Regions from separate parts of the Homo sapiens genome. Here region 2 is linked to region 1. The links are chromatin contacts, found by Hi-C or POLR2A ChIA-PET in ENCODE. All regions are on one chromosome and are shown on one strand. Each heading gives the region's core, a stretch centred on a gene start or an enhancer-like site at or near the end of the contact. The rest is flanking DNA. Distances are from core to core; before and after follow the strand shown. Region 1 has its middle 19 kb from the start of STAT4. Region 2 has its middle 28 kb from the start of MYO1B.

Region 1 (3,237 bases), core at 445-2,944:
TTGTTTAATTCCTTTGAGAACCTGAGCCCATCATTCAAAGAACTGTCACTCAGTGACAGTATCATTTCTTCATTCTTTATTCATTCATTCACTCATTCACCAAATACATATCAAATGCCTTATTTTTGTAAGGTAATTTACTAGGAGTAAATAAAATAAAAATGATGGACATTAGTTTGTTATCTCCCGAGTCATAATAGAAGAGTTGAAAAACATTTTGATCATTATCTAATCACAACTGCCTTTTCTATTAAAAAAAATTATCAAAAGAATAACAGTTAAGATGTAACTAAGTCCCGACTACTTTGAAGATTTGGTATAAATTAGGAAAAAAATTCAAATAAAATTTAATGTTTTAAAACAGCCCTTTTACTAAAGACTTGGCTTCTTTTTTGGCTTTTTAAAAAACTTACAGTTGCAGCCTTGATTAAAGACCTCAGGTTTCCTAAAGTACTTTTAAACTCATTGCTTTATATAGTTTCAATATATTGCTGCTAATCAGTGCCCTGTTCTTACCAACTAAAGGTGCTATCTTTTATCTGCAACTTCGTTTGTGTCATGTCCAGAAGCAAAAGCAAACATAAAACAAAACATATGGAGGAAAAATGATTTCAGTCTTTTCACTGTTCACTTCTATTTTTTACTCTTCTTATAAATCAGTAAAATGTTACTCTTGAACTACCATCACACCCACTTACTGTGGTTTTCCATTGTTGTATAGGATTTTAAAAAATAACTCATTAAATAAGCTTCATTTGAAGATCTCTGACAAGCTTGCTTTTCACTTATGAACCTAATGTAAAACATCCAATTTAGATACATTTTAAGCAGTTACTAAATAATTCCCTTACAGCTATATAGGGGTGCCTATAAGATGAGTCAATGGGTGGTTTATTTAGTCATCTATTTATTCAGCAAGTTATAGAGTGCCAACATTGAACAATGAGCCATCATAGGTTAAAATCAGGTAAAATACCAGCTTGTGCAAGAGGTGTGCCTGCCATCACATTTGAACCCAATTGCTGGAAGAGACAAGTCACAGTATGGAACATAAATACCTCAATACAAGGTAATTTATGAATCATATTAGGTAATTTGAACAAACTAAGAAAGACTGAGTGAAGAAGATGGACCCTAAAAGAACGGTTAGGATTTTTGATAAGGACTAGAGGAATATATAAGTGAAGAGAAAGACATAAGTACGGGCTGAATAGGCAGGGAAACCCAGTGTGTATTCAGGGAAGGTCAAACAGAACATATTGGCAGGAGCAGAAGCTTCATACTGGAAAATAGAAGCAGGTAAAGCTGGTGATGCGTGGAAGTGCTGTGGTGTTTTAAATGCGAGGTGCCTGAGTTTGAAGTATTTCTACGATTCAATTGCCACTCCCTTGTCATTCTTAGCCACTCCAGCCTATCCTCAAGCTGCTGCCAACATGATTCCTCTAAAAGATAAAGTTAACACATAACTCCTCTGTTGAGGATTTCTCAGTGGATTTTAGAAGGGTATGGGTCCCTAAGCCCACTCAAGTATGGGGGTCTATGAGACTGTTCAGAACTGAGCACCAAGACACAGGTTCCCTCTGGCTGAGCTCAGCTTGGAGGGTCACCACTGGCCCTGCCTGGTCTCATAGGGAGCTGGATAAACAAGAGCCCTCTTTGATCCAAGCAATGGTCTCAGACAGAGGTGAAATTGCACCTGGCAACCCATTATGCGATGGCAAATAATGGCAAACAGGCTGAGAGATCTCTGGGTTCTGATTAAATTCCAGGACACTTACACAGTGGAATTTGATGTTACTGGCTTACTAAACTCAAACAAACTTTCAAATTCACTGTGTAAATGCATTTAATTTCAGCAAAACAGCATCCATTATCTTAAGTTTACATTCAAATATTATAGATTATATTTTTGTTTTAATTTTATTTTAAAAATTAGTGCTGTGTATGGTGGAAAGTAGGAATATAGATATAGATATCATACGGCATTATCTAATTTAGTTTTAAAATGATCCCTGCAGCGTAGTTATTATTATCCCATATTATAGATGAGGAAATTGAGGGTTAGAGGGTTCAATAACTTATGCAAATTCAAACAGCAATTAAGTAGCAAATTAGGGATTTTAAACCAGTTCTATTCAATGCCACTTCTTCTGCACATGCACATTCAGATGTCATCTTCAGAGACATCAAAGTAGAATTTGTAAATGACAGAAGCTGAGAAGTGCAAGGACCCAGACTCATCTACAATATCTACTTCCTGGCCGTGACTCATCAGAGGAAAACTACGAATTATGGTTTTACTAAATCAAGGAGTTATATTCGATGACTTTTCAAATCTTCTCTCATCCCCTTGAGTCTATGATCCCTTATCAAATTTCTACTGCTCCCTAAACATTTCAGATTTCAAGAGCTCAGTTGAATCAATGAGGAACTCTTACCCATATTGAAGGAAATGTCTTTTATAGTGATATGTTCCTGTTTCCCTAAAACACCACGAGCAAACTTCAAATACCATTCCAACTTTTGCCCTTTTTTTTTTGTCCACACCTCTTTCAAAAATAAGTAACAGCATTAACAAAAACCAACAAAATTTGGCCCTAGCCCATCTGAAGTATCAGCCAGATTTGCATTTAGTTCCCCAGACCAAAGTAGGAGAAGCAGTTAGCTGGTTACAAGCCCTTCACAGTGCTAAAGAACAATGAATGGAGGGCTTCAAAATCAAAACCATACGTTTGGTAGGAAACAGCTCCAACTGGTGCTTGATTACTAACTAGGCGTTCTGCTTCTAACATGATTAGGACAAACACAGAAAACCCTGTAGGGTTTGAACTGATGGACTGATGTTTCCCTCCCAGGAAGAAAAAGAGCAGTATCCAATGGCATTGAATCACTGTGATTCTGGATACCTTCAAAAGCCAGGGCTTTGAGGGGGTTCTCATTTCTATGCCACACAGTGAGCCCTTCTCTTTCTCAGGAATCCTCTCCAGAGAGAGAGGCTTTGTGTAGAATTTTCCTGAATGCAATGAATGTCAGCACATTCCCAGCTAGAATGTGCATTCTATTCTTATCAAGTGAAACTGACCTCCCTGCCCCAGCATGCTCTCCTTGTTCAACATGATGATTAATTTCAATGATGCAGGTTTCTAGATGAATTGCACTAGAATTTGCATCCACTCCAGATGGCAAATATGTACCTCTGGAATCTCCTCACCCTTAGGAAAGAGGTCATGTGCTAGC
Region 2 (3,237 bases), core at 206-2,705, 47 kb after region 1:
ATTTAATTCCATTAAACTAACATTTATTTAGTGCCTATTATGTAAAAGTTCTGTACTCAGCACCCTGATAATGCCACAATGCTTTCCTAAGGGACTGGGCAATTTGGGGAAATGTCAAACAGTTTATAACAGGGTCCTCTATCTATTCATCTCCCCCAAAGCTGAACTGATTGGAAAAAGGAGGGAGGGTGTGGGTCACTGTGATCAGAGAACTTGATGGTTGTGACTCCGTTGTCCCATTCTCCCCCGTGGAAATTTTCAAAAACTTGGGGTGGGGAGCCTAGTGAAGAAAGGGATTTGGTGGTTTGAAGGATTTTAAAAAATGAGATCTTAGCATCTATTATTTGATCCTAGATCTATGACCTAATCCTAACAAGACATAATGCATTCGGGATTTAGTGGCCACTTTTATGGGTTGGCACATATTTCTTCTGCATCCCTATTCACCCAGCCATTAATTTTATTTTAATATATACTTGTACTCTGGCATTTTCTCCTCTGAATATTTTATTTGTATTTTAAAATTTTTTAACCTCCCGATGATTGATGGGGAGGAGGGGAAGGACAAGACACGAAGCAGACAGATAAGCTGACAAAAATGACAAAAAAACCATTTTAATGTTTAAATCAGAACAGAAAGCTGTTTATGAGTTGTGATCTATTGTTTGGTACTGAAAAGTAACAGAGGCATAATTAAATCTTTTACCCAATGCTTTATCCAGAGAGATCTTTTCAGAAATTTGGGCAGTATTTATCTTATAAAAGCAACCCTGTTTTTTTTTTTTTATGGAAGTCATTTATATGACTTCTATGATTTATATGACTGGTCATTTATATGATTGTTTAGCTTAGTTTGGTTTTGAATTTTATTATAACCATGATATCTGGACCTAAGGTCCCAAATTGAACCTCTCAATATCCATGGCATTGCAAGCATGACTATGCATGCAGTGGGGAAAATAATATAATGTATTTGCATAGGTTTTTTTTTCCTTTTTAAAGCCCTTTCACATCTACTAGTACATGAAATTGTGCCACTTACTAAAATTCATTGTTAATTTCATTTTTCTAATGAATATTTGGCCACCATCCTGTAGACCAGGTTATAGATGCTTCACCTATTACCTGAGGGTTTTGTTTGTGTATTTGTTGAGCTAACTTTTTAACTAAAAATTTTAAGGTCAAAAAGTACATTTGGTGGTCTTTTTATTGGGAGCCCAGACTGTGAGAAACTCTTCTAGAGTCCTCTCTTAAAATCCAGATACTCTTTTGAAGGATTATGTAACTAAGTAATAGCTTAAAAGGTAATAGTTAATATCTTGGCATGTATTAGTTGGCAGTTGTTGAAAAGGAGAGGAATTTTAGGTGGTAAAGTAAATTACCTGGAAAGGGAGGATGCCTCTGGAGGAGGGGGAGCATTAACCACGACTACTAGGAACAAACTCCACCTCTCCAACTACAACTGTGACCTCATCTCTCACTAACCTTCCCCATAAAACTGCTTAGTCACCTCTGGTGGCAAATAAAATCTGTCTCTAGACTCTAAGTTATTTGGGGGGATGAACCCTTGTCCCTCACCATTGCTTTCCAGCCTGTCTTAGCATACAGTAGAGAATCAGGAAATATATGTAGAATAAATGAAAACTTTAATCCATAATTTGATGCCTAGTTGTAATATTTAAGCTTCTCTCTTGTGCTATCTTTGTTTTCAAAAGGAATAATGCTGGAGCATCCCAGAAATCGAAATGTTTATCTTTGTCTTAACCTCTAGAAAGGAATCCCATTTTTCTGTGGGATAATAAAAATAATAGACAACACTTACTGAATGCTTATTGTGTCCTGGGCACTGTCCCATCATTTTATACAGTCCCTCACTACCAGCCCATTTTACAAATAAAGAAAACATGGCAGATAATTTAAGTCTACTTGCTTATAAGTTTCCTCTCTTAGTGTTAAAAAAGACAAAGGTGCTGAATGGCGATGACAAAAAAAGTCCCTTCTATTTGTTTTTAATTAAACTTCATTGTAGACTCAACAAAAATTAAATGCAAACAGAAAGAGAAAAAAAGAGGAATTCATCCCTCAGAAGCCCATCACAGTGCCTAAGTTTATCAATGCATAACAGTCTATTTAGTTCATTCCTACGTGGATGTTTATGTTGGAGCTACATTCACAGTTAAATACGTCGTATTGTGGAGGAGTTAAGATAGCGCAAAACTATGTCCACCAGGTGGCACTCATCCCTCTAGATGAGGGGCAGAAGTTGAGGGGGAAACACTTCTGATTGTGTTGTCAGCACCCTTGGCAAAAAGATTCAAGTACTGACCTTTAGTTTCCTGGGCCTACAGCTTTTTATCCAGGGTGAGTTGAGGAGCTGTCAGACACCCACAAGTGCATCCTGCCTATTTTGCTATAAAGGAGAGGAAGTTCTCAGCTGCATAGCAGTACGGTGTAGTTGATGGATGTAGGGTTCTGTTTCAAATCCAAATTCAAATACAGGTTTCTTCAAATCCTAGGCCTACCAGTCACTAGTTGTATGACTTGGGCAAGTTACTTAACCTTTCTGTGCTCCAAGATCCTCATGTGTGAAATGGGGACAATCACTATACCTACTTCATTTTCAATTGCCTGGTTTAACAGTCCTCTCTGCTCACAGAGGGCCCAGATAAATGTTCTATGAAATGGAATTAATTATGTGACCCTTTAGTAGCTGGGCATTAAAATGCAATTAAAATTTTACTTGGCTCAGAATATATGATCAAAGAGATGAACTTGAGTTTCAGGCTTTTTTGTTGTTATTGTTTTTTTATTTTCTAGAGATGGGGGTCTCACTCTGTTACCTGGGCTAGACTGCAGTGGCACAATCATAGCTCACTGTAGCCTTGAACTCCTGGGCTCAAGTGATCCTCCCACCTCAGCCTCCCAAGTAGCCAGAACTATAAGCATGAACCACCACACATGGCTAATTTTTATTTTTTGTAGAGATGGGGTCTTGCTATGTTGCCCAGGCTGGTCTTGAACTCCTGGCCTCAAGTGATCTTCCCACCTCAGCCTCCCAAATTGCTGGGATTATAGGCATGAACCACTGCACCCTACCAAGTTTCAGTTTTAAATGGTAAAGTAAAGCTATGACTATTTACTAGATGTAGATTACTCATAAGAGCAAGAAATATTGATTTAGCCTCTCCAGTGAGCCAGTTTAGTCACTTCTCTAGGTGCTTTTGCTGCAAAGATGAG

What was found. A loop is a pair of places that touch in the nucleus more often than their neighbours do. ChIA-PET counts read pairs that join two places held with the same protein, here RNA polymerase II (POLR2A). Pooled maps may share reads with other maps.
Region 2: a loop to region 1 is called in a map of mammary epithelial cell, with 8 times the contacts of the local background. The contact joins two enhancer-like sites. A Hi-C loop is called at or near these places in 41 of 168 maps with a recorded cell type or tissue (B cell, CD8-positive, alpha-beta T cell, Caco-2 and 26 more), 19 of 37 single-sample maps with no recorded cell type and 33 of 50 pooled maps. POLR2A ChIA-PET finds 5 or more read pairs at or near these places in 15 of 52 experiments (A549, AG04449, AG04450 and 11 more).

What each region holds. Positions count from the first base shown.
Region 1 is chr2:191,168,722-191,171,958 of GRCh38, forward strand. No RefSeq gene overlaps it. Among named protein-coding and RNA genes, the nearest start is that of STAT4, 19 kb to the left of the region's middle. Within about 2 kb of position 1,695, at least 4 of the 41 ENCODE cell types and tissues checked have a DNase peak (open chromatin) inside an H3K27ac peak, as active enhancers do; they include PC-3, PC-9 and mammary epithelial cell, where a contact is called at or near this core.
Region 2 is chr2:191,216,261-191,219,497 of GRCh38, forward strand. No RefSeq gene overlaps it. Among named protein-coding and RNA genes, the nearest start is that of MYO1B, 28 kb to the right of the region's middle. Within about 2 kb of position 1,456, at least 7 of the 41 ENCODE cell types and tissues checked have a DNase peak (open chromatin) inside an H3K27ac peak, as active enhancers do; they include PC-3, PC-9 and mammary epithelial cell, where a contact is called at or near this core.